2 separate regions of the Mus musculus genome follow, and region 2 is linked to region 1. Evidence: chromatin loops called from intact Hi-C (ENCODE). Cell type or tissue: gastrocnemius. All regions are shown on one strand. Each heading gives the region's core, and the rest is flanking DNA. Links, peaks and the distances in the headings are about the cores only.

The links. Peaks named below come from ENCODE experiments on the same cell type or tissue, not always from the same donor. Only the 100,000 strongest peaks of a DNase experiment are listed, where the experiment ranks them.
Region 2: it touches region 1 in a loop (13-fold over the local background); 21 of 42 quality-filtered maps call a loop at or near these places.

Annotation. Positions count from the first base shown.
Region 1 is chr7:138,425,708-138,434,039 of GRCm38, reverse strand. No RefSeq gene overlaps it. Among named protein-coding and RNA genes, the nearest start is that of Tcerg1l, 32 kb to the right of the region's middle. In gastrocnemius, for the core only: a CTCF peak has its summit at 5,010 (motif pointing right); DNase peaks (open chromatin) are centred at 2,270 and 5,013.
Region 2 is chr7:137,473,285-137,481,616 of GRCm38, reverse strand. No RefSeq gene overlaps it. Among named protein-coding and RNA genes, the nearest start is that of Glrx3, 40 kb to the right of the region's middle. In gastrocnemius, for the core only: a CTCF peak has its summit at 3,183 (motif pointing left); DNase peaks (open chromatin) are centred at 1,273, 3,152 and 5,266; H3K4me3 peaks cover 259 bases.

The sequences.
Region 1 (8,332 bases), core at 43-8,042:
ACAGACAAGACAGAGCTTAAAGAGTCGGACTGTTTCTGCTTTTCCTATATATGATGAGTGTGATTTCACCCAGTGCAAGATGGACGGACTCCTCTGCCCCCAGGAACCCAAGCGTATTTCCACAGCTACTCAGTCACCGTGGGTTAAGGTGGTGTGGAGAAGAACTTCCCTCTTGGGATTAAGCTTTGGGGACCTCTAGCTACAGTGGGATAACCACAGCCATGGAGACAGATATATCTGCTGTAAATAGTTTCTCTTCTTCTCATTCCTTCATGCTGAGCTTCTGCCTGGTCTTGCTGCTCAACCCAGTTGGAATCTTCTCTCATTGATATGTTATAAACTGAAGGGGTATGCTGTACTGAACTAGATACCCTGCAACAACCTCCACTGGAACATGCCACACATACAGGCTTGTGCATGGATATACACACACAGCACAAAACTATATACACAGAGCCACACGTACACAAACATATGTACAACACAACAGGCATACATGCATATGCACATACTTGTGTGAACCCACAAATAAATATACACAAGCATGCCAATGTATACACATAGATGTACACACCCATCTACAGATACATGCATACATGAGAAAAAGTATGTGCACATACATGAACACAGAGTATACTATATTGCTGCATGCTCCCACATGCGCACATGCATACACCATCAGCTTCAGCTAGGTCAGAGAGTCTCCTTGGTGTGATAACCAGAAAATCCATTGGTGCAAGCTCAGTCTGACACATTTTCTGTGATTACACTGGAGAAGCCACTGTGGCCATGGGCATTTTTGTCATCTGATGTGTTGACAAGATTGCTGTGCACCGTTATATGATCACTACTTAACAAAGAGAACTTTATGTGCTTTGGGGGATTTCTCTAAGTGTTTTTCCATCTCAATTTCAAAAGAAAATCTACTCTGTGTGCAAACCTTGTGAAGAGGCAATCACATACCCTGGGACATAAAAGTGCTGAGGCAGGAGAATGTGCTGGAAGCCTCAGAGGGGAAGGCTGTGCATCTGGCCAAGCCACAAACACCAGTGTGTCCAGCCTGACTGCTAGAGGTTTTTGTGCTGTGGGGGACACTCAGATCACAGGTAGCTGTGAAGCCTGGGCGGGTGCCTATCCACACAGTGCAGAAAAGTTCCTTTGAAGTGAAGGAAGCTGTTCCTTGATTCATTTGTTTGGAAATTTCCAGTGTGTACTACCTGAAGCAATTCTGTCATGAGACATTGAAATCATCACGTGACAGAGAACACAAAAGAAAAGAACCCTCAAAATTTGGGGCCCCCTTGTGGTACAAGGTATGTTTACTAAATGTTTCTATCATATCTTGGGGCATCAGTTCTGCCTTGCACAGCCATCCTCTGGGGCCGAGTGAGTCATGTGGCCCCTCCATGCTTGCTCGGGTCCAAGAGCTACAGGCAAGCTCCAGGGGAAGGTCAAAACCCCTCTTTCTCCATGTGCCACAGATAAATGATGATGGTGGCGCATGCCTTTAATCCCAGCACTTGGGAGGCAGGCGGATTTCTGAGTTTGAGGCCAGCCTGGTCTACAGAGTGAGTTCCAGAACAGCCGGGGCTTTACAGAGAAACCCTGTCTCAAAATAACCAAAAAAAAAGAAAAAAAGAAAAAGAGAGAGAGAGAGAGAGAGAGAGAGAGAGAGAGAGAGAGAGAGAGAGAGAGAGAGAAAGAAAAAAGAAAGAAAGAAAGAAAGAAAGAAAGAAAGAAAGAAAGAAAGAAAGAAAGAAAGAGAGAAAGACTCACAAAGACATCGGCAGCATCTGCCTAGTCCTGTCTTTCGGTCACATCATCAGGAGTGGAGCATTTTACCTTGTAGAAACAAGGCGGCAGACAAACTAAATTAGACAGCAGTAGACAGTCACCAACATTGAATTCAAACACCAGTGGGGAAAGCCCACCACCACCTTCTTCCTTTTGTGGGGAAAACAAACTGTCCTCAGAGCTGGGCATGTTTGGCTGAGAGCTGGATGGTCAGAAAATGGGGAAAAATCTTTCTTAGTGTGGAAGAGGAAAGTGGTTGTGCTGACTGCGCGCATATCTGACAGAGGTAGAGTTTCACTGATGCTAGAAGAAATACCATTCCCACTCACCCTTCTGTTGTTAAAGTAGCTTTGTGAGAGTGTGTTCCAATAACTATCGCCCCCCCCATTTTTATTCAATAACTAACAGTTGTATCAAGTCCTTTTGCCAGGGTGGGCATTCAAATTCCTTCTTCCTTGTCATTTGAAAGCAGCCTAGGCCACCTGCAGAGCTGGAAGGAAGAAGCCAGAAGCTGTTCTCTCAAAATGACAGAGAAGCAAGCCTTGTGAATGGTTGACTGGTTTTAAATGACTGACACATAATTAATAAGGGGGATGGCTTCTGTTTGCTCAGTGTCTTTACAAAGCACAAGAGGTCAGATCACACAACAGCCACTTGGCAGCTTGAACTCATAAAGGTCTGGTTAGTCCCAAGAGGTGTCAGGATTCCACATTAACTCCTTGTGGTTTTAATGAGCTATATGTGTGACAGGGTGATTCTGTGGTTTTCTGTTATCAAGGCAAGGGCAGCCATGATTTCTCTAAATGCAAGGGTTCAGCAGCAGTGGCAGCACTGTCTGTCACTTGTGATAATCATGATGAGTTCTGGGTCTAGCATCAGGCTATCACCCAGCACATGGAAGCCCACACAGTGTCTGCTGTGTGTTTGTGTCACTCATGAGAAGCATCACACTGGGTCAATGTCAATCAAAGTGAGGCTGCAGACTGTAGAAATGAAAACCAAATGGATGTACCTTCATCCATGATGGAGCTTTGCTAGCTGTCATGTAGAAGCCATCTCCACAGAGGTAGCATGGCCCCACAGTGGTCTTGAACCCTCTCTGGTTGACTCTTGTCATGGTGCCAGCAGCATTAACATGGATAAAATTCTGGGCCAGTTACAGACTTCAGGCTCTGGTTGACGAGTTGTCCCTGAGCTCTGTGGTCCTTTCTCCTCGCTCTTGACTTCTATCAACTTCTGGATAGTTAGAATCTTAGTGTTAAAAGCAAGCAGAAATGGCAGGTCAGGGAGAGGAGAGGCTCTGTGGTACTGTGGACTAGCCACTTAGAAGTATTCAGTTCACAGCTCCAGAACAACTGTGAGTCCAGATAAGAGGGGAGAAGGGAATTCTGGCTGTGGACACCATGTGGAAGCTGCACTTGGGGGTGGCATGAGGGCTGTGATTCTCATGTCCCTTTCAACCCTCTTCCATTCCTACACAAGTGTATGGAATAGGAAGAGACGCAAAGACCAGCTGCAGACCCAAGCGTTCCTGCCTGTTTCTCTGCTATGAGTTCTTATGAGTTCCGAGACAAGCCAGGGTAGAAAGAAAGCTTCCATGCCGTGTGTGGCAAAGGGGAGAGGATAAGCTATTGGTTCCTGGTGGAAGAAAAAGCCTCAATACTTGGGGACTCACTGTATCTGGCAGTGCTTCAAAGCCTCTTCAGCTTCTATTTTAATAAGGTGACATTGAAAATGACCCTAAATTTCCTTTCAAACTCAGAAAAAATGAAAAATCTCTTCAGATATTCCCTGCCATAAAACTAAGTCCAAATGTTAGGTGAGGGAAAGCTAAATTATAAACCAGGTGCTCGTTGGGTTGCCCCATGACTTTAAACCCTAAATTGATGTAGCGAATGTGATCATTATTTTCTGTCAAGCACAGGAGGGAAGCGCGGAGAAATGGCTCACGTTCAGCATGTTCCTTTGATTTCTGTATCATCAAATGGTAAGAAGGAAAAATGGAAGCTACCGACCCAAATTTCAGGGATGCTACCAAAGTGGGATAAAATAAAGGAAACTCACCTCTCGGTAATGAATGACTTTCATAGGTGAGGGTCACTGAACAAAGAGAAATCTTGCACTGTCCGAGGTGCTGAAAACACAGGCTTAGTGTGCCTCAAACAAGCCCCTCTCCCATTCTGAGACTTGGAGGAATTCAGCTGTGGTCGTTAATATTGATTGTCAACTGGATTTGATTGATAAGTGCTAAGAGATTTATACAGCACACCTTTGGGTGTGTCTGTGAGGTTATTTCTAGAGATTAGATCACTAAGACTCTGATCTAACCAATAGATTAATTCCCTGATAGATTCAAAATATGATGGCATTGAGAGGTGGTGGTGAACGGCAGGACATGGGGCCTAGGTATATGAAGTAGCTCCCTGGAAGCATGTCTTCTAGAAGCATGTCTTTGGGGCTGTATCTTGGTGTGATTTCTTCCTTTTTTATCTTTGAATCCTGCCTACTATGAAATGAGCAGATTTCTACCATACGCCACTGACACCATGACGTTGTGCGAGTCAAGTATATGAGCTGAGCCTTCTGAGACCATGAGACCAAATAAACCTTTCTTCATTTTTAAAAGTTGCTTCTGACATGTGTTTTGGTCACAGTCGTGTAAAGGGGTCTTACACACTCATAAAAACCAGCAGCACCTGGCCAGGTTACAAAGCCTTTGCCAAACCTTGAGCACACAGATCATAACAAATTCAGAACGTCCTGAACCTCTCCCCTCAGGAAAAAAAAGAAACCTCACCAAACTCCAAAAACAAACAGACAAAGCAATAACAACAAAAAGGAAATCCTTGTATCCCTAGAGTTCATAAGTTGCATTCTAATGCAGAGATAATAATTAATGAATGGAAAATAAAATGAAAATGTGGTAAATTGGGTGGTAGACACTTTGGGAGAAACTCAAATGATTTGAAGGAGGCATAAGCCTTGAGGCAAGCCTGAGAGATGACTGCTCTGGACAGAAGATAGCCAGGCTGGTCCCAGGGGAGTGGGGCAATACAAACTGTAGCCAGTTGATTGATTTTTTTTCCCAAGAAAGATGGGCAGAGAAGAAGCTACAGAGAGGAATCTACAGCATGAAGGGATGCTGGAACACTGGAGTTTAGGGGACCCTGGATGACCAGGGACATCTTGTGAAAGGGTAGTCAGAGCAGAGAGCTGCCCAGACAGCAGGTGGCGCTGGGGACCAAGTCATTTGGTGGTAAGTCTTAAGAGCTCTCTATCTTTGGATCATGAACTTTCCAGGTAGTGGATTAGGCAGGACAGGGCAGGGCAGGGCAGGGCAGGGCAGGGCAGGGCAGGGCAGGGCAGGGCAGGGCAGGGCAGGGCAGGGCAGGGCAGGGCAGGGCAGGGCAGAAGGGCCCAAAAGAATAGTATCAAAAACTCTGCACACTGAAGGATTTACTTAAGGTTAAATGAAACAATCAGAAAAGGGTGGAAGTGACACCCAAGAAAGTAAATGGGTCAAGGCCCCCATCTAGAAATAGTTTGGAAGATACAGGGTATTTCGGAATGCCTTGGAAAATTCCAGTCTGGAATGAGAAAACAGAAAGCCAAACCTAGGAGTCTATTTCTAACTGGAGTCCTGTGATGAGGATAAGGTGCAGGGGGTGTGTAAATTAGCTGGGGGTTGTGTCTTTTAGTGAGTGCATGCTTTGTGAGTCAGATCTTACGTGACAGTGGGCCATGACAGGTGAAGAGCCTTCTGTGTTTGCTGTCCCAGCCACTCTCAGCTTGCTGTACTGCTGGAAGAGGGCACGGCTTGGTCGCCACATATTGTTGGCTGATGTGTGAAAAGAAAGAAGGCAGGGAGTGTCAGGCATCCGCTCATATTCTAGCTGCCAGGAAAGAGCCAGCAGCCTGATGATGTTTTTTATCCAGCCCTTGCTGTTTGGCAGGTTGCACCAATCTTAAGTCTGTTTTCAAATAAAGAATTTGAAGCTCGGAACATTGACAGGCAGCCTCTGTATGAAGGAGCTAGAACTCCGATTGCCAGATTCTCCGTTCACACTGGTTTCCTTCCATCATACTGACAGAGTCACCTGGTGAAAGGTTGCCTCCGAGGGTTTAAGAGGAGGCCTGGCCGTCATGGATGAAGGTTGTTAGCTGACAGAGGTGATCTTAGCCACAGTCCTGTGATCAGTCAGAGCTGTGGGTCAGCATGGCTAGAGTGAGGGTCTGACAGTATTCCTGGATTGTGTCTGAGCTATATATCACCTACCCTGATCCACTGAGAGGACACTGTTAAAGTATTTTCAGAGTCACTATTCTGTTTCCTGTCATCAAGCCCATGCCTCCAGCAGTCTCTGGGCTGCCTCAGAAGCAAAGAGGACAGCACTCTGAACGAAACCCAGGTGTCTCTGTACTGCCCTGTCCCTGACCATGATCCTTGGGAAAGCAGGATGCTAGGGCCAAAGTTCACCAGCCACAATTTCCCCCTGGGTCTCCAAGGGACATGGCACCTGGCAGGGTAAACCTGTCTCTACCTCTGCATAAAGGAAACACAGATGTGTCTGTTCTTAAAACGAGCTCAGAAACATTATGTGCATGACGTCAGCCCTGAGTGTTTACCCAGCTGGGCCTCGGAGCAGAGCTGGAGCTCCACATTGCCTGGTGTCTGCAGTTAGCATCTTAGAAATTCTTCTTTGACCAAGGACATGGATGGAGTTTAATGTCAGCAAAAAACTTGGTTCCCAGGAGAGGATTCTGTTCCAAGCCACAACATAAACTCCTGCCTCCCCACAGACATTAGACTTCCCTGGCTTCACTGTCTTTCAGATTCCTTCTTATCTGACTGTGTCCATCCAACTCTCTGTGTCTCACACAAGAGCTCCTGATCCTCCACATCACCCTGAACCACACACTCCTCACTGGATTCATTCCCTGGAAGCCACTCTGGGGGATTTCACTGCATTGGGACTCCAACAATTTGCTTTTCCCACCGCATCCTGAATTTATGTTAGGTGGCTCCACTCTTAATTTATGTGTGTTCTTTTTCATAAAGATCCAATTAACAGGTAAGTAAAGTCATTTCTGCTAGTGCCAGGATGAGAGGCATCCTCTACTCAGGTGGGAACAATTTTTCTTCTAGAAGCTTCAAGCTGAGCTCTCAGGGAATCCATAGCTGCATACCCTGTGTCTGAGAAACATAAAAAGAAAGGAAAGGCAGAAAAAAACAGAGCCACCCAAAATCGTGCCCTCTCTGCTGCTCCAGGCTATTTTTTTCCTTTCATAGTTAGGAAGCAGCAACAGCAAGCACCCTGTTGATGATGCTTTTAAAGCTGAGGTGAGGAACAGTGATGAAGGTCAGACCAACAGAGTTGACTATTCACTTACTCCAATCCTCACAGGTAATGGTGGGGCTGTCTGCCTGGGAGATACAGGGGTCCAGAGAATGGTACAACCAGGCTTGCTTTAAAGAAAGGACAGCCACTGGACTCAGATCCTCCTAGGCCAGGGGACTTGGCTCCAGAGTCTTTCCAGGTGCAGATTCCCAGTGCCAGGCAGTCCCCTGAGGAGATGATGCCAAGATGGTTTCGCCAACTCCACAGGCTGACCCTGCTCACCCCTCTGTGTCCTTTGCCTGCCCGGTAGGGTGTCCTTTCCCCCTTTTTCCAGGCCTCTCATCCCTGCATCATGTTCCTCATAGGTCTTCTGCTGCATCCAGTTATCTGTGGAGTCCACAGATGAGTGGATTCCAAGTCCCAAGTAGTGCCTTCCTCCTTAGAACAAGCTCTCTCGATGGAAAGGAAGTGCTTTTGAAGCTAGACTATCTTCGTCTGACAATAAACTTCCCATGTACTCAGTAAGGCTATTATTTTTTTCGGAAAGTAGGTCTCTGCTGTAGCTGGATTAGACCTACTACTGTGACATTGAGCTGAGAGGATTTTTCAATGTTCTCCATCCTGAAAACCCACAGAGAGGCAAATCGATGTGTTTCCCCGTTCAGCCCAGACCCTGAGCAGTGCCCTCATCCAAACCCACCATGACGACCTTGCATGCTTTTCTAGAAGTGTTTGGAAATTGTAACGTGAAGGGTAAAACACAGATGCTAAGCCTGGCTCTAAGTCCTAGCTCTGCCCCTCCTAGATCTGTCATGAATTACTTCACCCCTGTGCCTTGGGTTCCTTCACTGCAATTGAGGATGATGCTAATAGAGACACTGACCTCAAGGTCAGCCTATGAGCCGGTTAAAGGAGTTACTATGAAAGTGACTGGGACAGTGCTGGGCAGCTGAGCATCTGGACTCTTTGTTGCTCCAAGACCCATTACAGTTCAGTTCTCATCAACTTATCCTCCACAACACTTTCCTGAGGGCGGGCTGGTAATGATGGTAAGTTGGTACCTTTGGCTCAGGTCTCAGGAAGTGAATGATTGTGGAGTGTGTCAAGTGGGAACTAAGGCTCTGATCTGATGTAGGTCCACCCTCCAGGGAAACCCAAGAAAAAGTTGGTATTTGTGTTTTCTCTTTCAAGTAATATGT
Region 2 (8,332 bases), core at 119-8,118, 950 kb after region 1:
ATGAAGCAATGTGAAGAAGCAAGGGTTGTCTCAGAGAGCTGCTTCATTAAGGATGAAGGAGGGTAAGGCCTTTGACCAAAGAACAAAGACTCCTGAGGAAGGCTTTCTGCCCTCTAGCCCCTCTGGTACTCTCTGCCCTCGCTTCCAATCAGACTGGATTTTGCTCATCCTGGGCTCTACCCTCTCCCTCCTGCCCAGCACATGGATGAAAGCTAGGCCATGGACCCCAGTTCCTAACTCCCTCTCTCAGTGGTATGCTGGAGGTACCTGGGTACCCAGAGAGGAGACCTGGAACCAGTGTGAACTGCCAGTTTCGAACTTTGCCCTGCCTCCTCCCATTGCAGCAGTGTCTGGGCACCCCACAGAGAGGCAGGACTCAGTACCACACACTCATAAGTCATTTGGTAGAGACAGTTCCTCGGTTGACAATTCCCTCTCCCCAGGCTTATGTGTAGATTTGTGTCAGTTTGACAAAAGCTAACCAGCACATACAGAAAGCACAAGGCAGCTGTAAACAGCCATGTCCTGGCAGGCTGGGCCAGGGTGAGAAGGTCACATGCCTGGAGAAGAGGTCAAGGCAAGGTCCGGACCTATTGGCAACCTGGGGTAATGAGTGACTGCACAGGCTGGAGAGGTAGCTTAGAGGGTAAGAGCACTGACTGCTCTTCCGAAGGTCCTGAGTTCTAATCCCGGCAACCACATGGTGGTGGCTCACAACCATCCGTAATGACATCTGACGCCCTCTGCTGATGTGTCTATAGACAGCTGCAGTGTACTTACATATAATAATAAATAAATCTTTGGGCTAGAGTGAGCAGGGCCAGAGCGATCAGAGGTCCTGAGTTCAATTCCTAGCAACCACATGATAGCTCACAACTACATCTGTACAGCTACAGTGTACTCATATACATAAAATAAATAAATAGATCTTGAGAGAGAGAGGAGCACAGCTTTGGAGAATTCCACAAGGGAGGGAGGAAATGAGAAGAGCTCTCCCCAGGATCCCTGGACCTGGGACTCTGTCTCCCACAGATACTGGGGTGAATTCCTCCAGTGAGACTTATGTGGAAATTAACCAAACTTATAGCTTTGACAGATCACTTGAGTTTAGGAGCAAAACTAGTTTGCCAAAATGATTCTTTTCTCTTTAATTAAAACCCTTTGTTAACTGCCAAGCTGCCACCTTCTTCCAAGACAGACAGGATTAGCTTATATCCATCACCCCGGGCAGACGGCCATCCAAAGAGACTAGGGTGTGTCCCAAGAGAGCAGAGACGGCGCCGTACAAATGACTCTGTCGACACAGGTTCAAGCATCTGGCAGATCAGATGAAAAGGTTTCTACAGGGCCCCTGGCGGCCCCTGTCCATGTCGGTTCTCTTGGGGGCCAGTGATAGGCATTAAGGAAGCACCCAGTGGAGACATCACTTAAGAAGGCAAAGCTCTAGCCCAACGGTGGTGGCACACGCCTTTAATGCCAGCACTCGGGAGGCAGAGGCAGGTGGATTTCTGAGTTTGAGGCCAGCCTGGTCTACAGAGTGAGTTCCAGGACAGCCAAGGCTACACAGAGAAACCCTGTCTTGAAAAACTAAAAAAAAAAAAAAACAGAAGGCAAAGCTCTGGCCCCCAGCTTGAGTCCGCTGAGCAAGGGCACTGGCTGAGGCTGATAGGGGATGCCAACAGGAACTACATCTGTGTCCCGAGAACTCTTGACATGACCATAGCCATTAGAACATAGAACAGGGCCAGGACCAAGGATAGATAAACCCAGAGCAACCATGCCACCCAGACCCAGCCTTTCTTACCACAGTGACCAGGCTACGGTGAATGGCTATCCTCAGTATGTTTTGGCAACAGGGTTTATCCTAAACCTGTCTTGTTTTGTTTTGTTTTGTTTTGTTTCTCCTTTGAAATATTCCGTTTCAGAAAGACTAGAATTGGGACACACACACACACACACACACACACACAGAGGCCCCTGTGTATACCACCAGCCCTGCCTCCCATCCTTCTGTGGCCACGCCTCCCACCATTCCATGACCACTCCCTCCCTCACTCCCTTGGCTATTGTAGCTAAACTTTGCATGGAGAGAGATAAATGGATATCTCCCTCCAGACAGGGTGCCAGCAACAGACCAAAGAGCCAACACCCCCAACGTCTACCTTAACTAATCATTACATTTAACTGGAGTTACTTATAGGAACATGAACAGTTTATGGGCAGCCACACCTCCAAAGAAGAGTGCCCCTAACTGTTCATCAATTATATCCTTCTCTCGAGTACACCCTCCTGAGCCGTACCCTATCAGGCCCACCAGCCTTGAGGGAATGTTAGTGGCCAAGGATCTTATGCAGATAGTTGGAACTGCTGATGATTTTGAGACGGCCATGGTCGTATCGTGCCCAGAGAGCAGAACTCCGCAGCAGATATAAAATACCGGTAAGCACCCCCTGACATGAACGAATGGCTAGACAAAAGAATAAGCAGGGTAAAGGGATGAATATCCAAAATTTTCCCAACAGAACCTCAGTTTTGCACCTCCCCCTAAAGATGCCTGCCCTTCAGGTGTGAACTGTCTCCAAGCAACACAGCATGGAAAGGGGAAGAGAGTTGCGTCACCGTGAAGACATCCACAAACTTCTTCAGGCCGTGACAGATCATAGGGACAGTACCATCTCATGATGCAATGAGACTGTGGCACCTTATTCTATGGCGTGTCCTCTGTGAAGTGGAGCTGGGAATAGGGGTGAGGTGTTCCACATATACACCTGAAAGCCTAGGTTAGGCTGATGGCTATCCACCAGGTAAGCTTCACTCCAGAGGGTGGATGCTGGCTCCCGCAGGGTGCAAATCAGCAGTGCCATCTAGGTGGCTTCCAAGGACCAGGAGATTGGGGGCAGGGTGAGTGGGGGTGAGGATTAGCTCTGGTATTCGAATAGGAGGCAGCCACACAGGTCTGTGAACGCTGCTCCCCAGCTAGTCAACCTAGATTTTCCACACGCTTTCTCTGTAAAGGAAAAAGGGAGGTAGAATTTCAAAACAAGCGGTTCCAAGACTCGCGCGGAGGCGAGGCGGGAGGGACACACCACCACCGCACTCCTGTCCATGCTGTGCTAACCTTGGTCCTCGCGCGCCCCCTGGTGCCCAAAGTTCGCTCTTGCAGACTGCGCGGTTGATCGGCCCGCGGTGCGCAGCGACCTCGCGTGGACACACACGGTCACCACCTGCCGCTGCCTCCTACAGCCAGGAGCTGATTGTGACATTCATAGACCAGTGGTGACCAGCTACAGAGGATACCAGGCTAGTTCCTGCAAAGTTACAAGTAGACATCGGGGACAGAGAAGCTGAGTTAGCACAGGAAAGCCCGCATTGCCTACCATTACCCGCCTTGGGGTTGAGGAGTGACCGCTCCCCCAAGCCGTGTCTGGACACCAAGGGCCTTCAACAGTCAAGGACAGGGACTCCAGTCAGTCAGGCCGGGATCCAACCTTGTCCTGACACTAACATCTCAGAACTAGGCTAGAACTGGGCCAGCTAGGCAGCCACACAGGGAGCAATTGGACATCCCTGGACCATCGGGGATCCAACAGTGTGGGGATGAGCCCTCCAGAGTGGCCCATTTCCCAACTTACTGCTCCAGGAGCAGGCTGTGTTAATGGGGCATGCACTCATCTCTGCAGACCTTCAAACCACAGGCAATGCTGGTTTCTTGCAGCTGTGCATCCTCCCTTGTGCATACCAAGGCCTTGAGGAGAAAGAATGTAGATCAAAACTCAAAGGAGGTGCCAATCAGCGCTGGGGGAAACTAGCACCCAGAGGGTTACTTTCTAATTCATGTAGTAGCTATCTGTCGAGGTGCCTGGTCAGGGATCATCTGTTTGGTCCTGTGTTTGGGAACTCAAGCCTATGCTCCCGGCTGCTGGAAGTGCACACCCCACCTTCTGTAGAGTTATCCTCAGCTTTGGCTTCTCTTATGCCAATGAAGAAGATCCAGCCCCTCTCATCCTCTACCTACCATTGACCTGGACCCTTGAGAACTACAACTGTCCTCCCCCTCAAGCTACATAATTGGACTATAACTCCACATCCTGTCGGGGATACGAGGTCAATTGGAAGCATGGCTGGAGATCTAGGGTCAAATCCCAGCTACACCAAGTACTGTGACCTTGTGCAGTTTGTTTAACCTATTCCCCCCTCTACCGTAGTGTTGAGACAGCAGTGACTCCCGATGAATTGAGTGCTTGGGTCACTGCCTGACAATACCATGTGTGTTGGCTGTTTTAAACCAGCTATAGGTATAAAGTGTGCTCTGTCAGGAAGGATCCCTGAACAAGGCTTCCCCCATGACAAGTGGCACTGACAGTCAAATGCAGAGTCCATGAACTCCTTGGTCAGGTGTAGGGAGAGAGCCACAGAAGATCCCAGCAGGCTAGCCCATTCTCCACCATGACACATGATGGGAAGAATCTTTGCCTGTGGCCTGAGCATCCCCAGGCTGTGCACGCAGAGGACTCTGATGCTGTCGCCCCCAACCTCCTGTCTCACTTCTAGATTCACCATAGGTGCAGCAGCTTGGTAGCAGAGCTTTCTTGATGGCAGTAGGACCATATCCCAGTATAGAATCCTAGTGCACCATGATGCATGGAAGCTCAGGTCCAGAGCAAGACCCAACAAGGTCACAGGGTAAGTGGTATAGCTGGGATTTGGCCCTGGGTCTCCTGGCTCCTAAGGCCCCTCCTCACCCTACCCCCAGGATGTGAGGAGTCAACAGCTCACTTGTGTATCTTGAGAGACACGACAGTTACAGTACTCCAGGATCAAGGCCGACGGTGGTCAAAGGGTGTGAAGAAACCACAGGCTACACCCGGCAGAGGTGTCAGCTCAACAACCACATCTCCCTATCAAGTGGCAGTGATGTTGCAGAGAGCAAGAACATCCTGAGCACGGCAGCCCCAGAGCTTGCGACTTTGGTGAGATGCGTGTCTTGTTTATACTAACCCTCCCCTTTCACCAAGATACCGGAAGCAACCCACCCACTCACAGTCCGTGTCCTGCTCATCCCACACCAAAGGAAGAGTGTGAAGGGGGCACGCAGACCAAGCTAGACCCACTCAGTGCAGTATTCCCACCGTTCATTCCCACAGAGGCTATGCTAGACAAGTGTGCCTTATACAAGTTAAGCATTCTTGTGCTGTGTTTAAGAATCACTGTGCAGGTCGAATCCACTGTCTCCTGCGTGAGATACGTTTCGACCCGGAGCGTGATTCTTGGGTGCACGCCAAATCGGGAATTGAGTGGGGGTTTCCCCACTGGGTTCTTTCATTTGGAGGTCCCACCGAGATCTGTGTGACACCCAGGAACCCCGAAAGACCCCTTGGAGGTATGTTTGTTTCTGTGTGTCTTACATGTTGTCTGTTGTCTAAGTGTGGCACCGCTGAATTTGTGTCTTGGTTTGTGAATTTGTGCCTTGGTTTTTCAGATCTGAGATTGTGAGTTTGTGTCTTGGTTTTTCAGTTCTGAGATTGTGAGTTTGTGTCTTGGTTTTTCAGTTCTGGGATTGTGAGTTTGTGTCTTGGTTTATGAATTCATGCCTTAGTTTTACGGTTCTGAGATCGTGGGTTCAAGTCCCACCTCATGTCTTGGTTTTTCAGTTGTGAGATTGTGGGTTCAGGTCCCACCTCGTGTCTTGGTTTACAGTTCTGGGATTGTGGGTTCGAGTCCCACAGCCTGGTTCCCCAGTTCTGGTATTCTGTATTCTGGCAGCTGCCACTGTGGGCCGTAAGGACCCAGTAGCCACGGGAGGGAGACGTCCAGAGGCCCCGAAAGCTGCAACCTCTGGAAGATGTTCCAAGGGTGAGGGACAGTCCAGAAAGGTCTGACTGTCATCTGGCAGAGTGAGGAACGAATGTGCTTAGATACTGGTGGGTTTTTTTTCTCTGTTGCTGTCTTGTTTGTGTTGGTGGTTTTCGTCATGGGACAGACTGTGTGTGTGGTGCCAACTGTGGACTTGGACTGACGTTAGGACAGAATTTGTCAGTGATAGGTAAGAAAAACAACTCGGCACAGCCGCACGCAGCCGCAGGGCGGGACTGAGAACTCCCGGCTTCGGCAGCAGCAGTGCTGCGCCACGTGGGAAACCATGGCCCAGGGGGGAACACCGATGTGGAGGTTTTCCCGGGGTGCCGGGCCCCACCACCACCACGCATTTCACCGCCTGCGGGATAGGCAAGAAAAGAAAGAGGGGCGAGGCCCGCGGGGCCCCACGCCGGCCCCGCCTGGCTTCCTAGGCCGTGATGCCTGCTGGAGAGGGGCCAACTAGAGTCGCCCTCTGCCGCCTTTTCCCCCCTCCCTGAGTTGGCCCGAGGGAGACATCTGCCCACTTAAAACTTCTGTCCCAGGTAAGGAGTACCTACAAGTCTAATCACCAGGCTCTGACAAAAGTGTATAGAGGTCTAGAAAAAAGTGAGCTTAGATTGTAAGGAAGAGCAAAGCTCCAGCAGACTCAGGAGAGACAGTGAAAATAGAGATGAAGGAGATTAGAGGTCTGAGATGAGAGAGATACTCTGAATGAGAAATATTTAGAGTAGAACCAGTAAGAGGCAGAGAAGGCATATTGCGAGGAGGGGGGGGGGGCGAGAGGCAGAAGAAAGAGAAAACAGGAGGGATCGTAGACAAGAAAGAAATTTGACTAGAAACTTGGCCACAGTGGTAGGAGAGAAAGAAAAGACAGGATCTAGACAGGAAACCTGGGCAGCAGAAGACCAAGCCTCAGCTAAAAAGGCTCGGCTGTGTCAGACTGAAGTTACTTATTTGGGATACACCCTTCAAGACCGGAAGTAGTGGCTAAAGAAAGCCAGAAAAAAGACTGTAACTCAGATCCCCACCCCAACTACACCAAGGCAAGTAAAAAAAATTCTTGGGCACCACTGGTTTCTGCAGGCTCTGGATACCTGGGTTAGCAACTTTAGTTGCCCGTTGTACCCCCTAACCAAGGAAGGGGAGGTGTTTGTGTGGACCTCAGATCACCAGAAAGCCTTTAAAGAAATGAAAAAGGCCCTACTGATGGCCAGCCTTTGCCTGACCTAACCAAGCCTTTCACTCTTTATGTGGAAGAGAGACCAGGGGTCGCCAGAGGAGTCCTTACTCAGACTTTAGGACTTTGAAAAAGGCAGTGGCTTACCTATCCAAGAAGTTAGACCCTGTTGCCAGCAGGTAGTTTTCTTGCCTGAAAGCTATTGCTGCCATAGCTCTGCTTGTCAAAGATGCTGATAAGCTCACTCTGGGACAGCAAATAACTATAGTGGCACCCCACACTCTTGAAAGAATTATCTGAAAGCCCCCTGACTGATGGATGACGACCAATGCTCCTGTGACACATTATCAGAGCTTTTTGTTGACTGAACGAGTGACCTTCGCTCCACCTGCTGTCCTCAATCTTGATACCCTACTGCCCAAGACTTCACCTACTCATCACTGCGCTGACGTTCTGGCAGAAGAAATTATCTGAAGGATCAGATCAGCCTTGGCCTGAGAGTTCGAGCTGGTACATGGATGGCAGTAGTCTCCCGGTTGAAGGACTGAGACGGCCAATGTGATAGCCAAGAAGATCCTAGAAGAAATCTTCCCGAGGTTTGGGATACCCAAGGTAATCAGGTCCAATAATGGACCTGCCTTTGTTGCCCAGGTAAATCAGGGACTGGCCAAGATATTGGGGATTGATTAGACGTTACATTGTGCATACAGGCTCCAAAGCTCAGGACAGATAGAAAAGATGAATAGAATTCTAAGAGACTGGTGCAGATTTGGTGCTCCTTCCCCATGCCCATCACTGTCTTAAACCTACATGTTGTTGTAATAATAATCTATATGCTAAGTTAAAAGGCTTGCAGGTGGTGCAGAAAGAAGGCTGGTCACAATTGGCTACAGCGAACAAGCCGGGTACCACAAAAGACATCTCAACAGTTCCAGCCAGAGATCTGATCCACGTATACCTACATCATGCCCAGACCCTCAAGCTTCACTAGAAGGGTTCCTGCCTAAATCTGTCTACTATCCCTTCTTATTCTGTTTTTGTTCTTAACCTTTGGCCCATGTTATGATTTCTATTCTCCATATAGAGATAGAGACTTCTAAAATTCTAAGATTAGAATTACTTAGTAGAAGAAGAGGGGAATGAAAGGAAATAAAACTTGAGACCTGTGATTCATGTAAAAAAAAAAAAAAATCACTGTGCACACCAGACAGCAAGAAAACACCCATGCTCGGGCTGTCCTAATTCATGACTCTGTACAGCGCATCCAGACAGCAAGTGAACCAACCCAGCCACAAAACC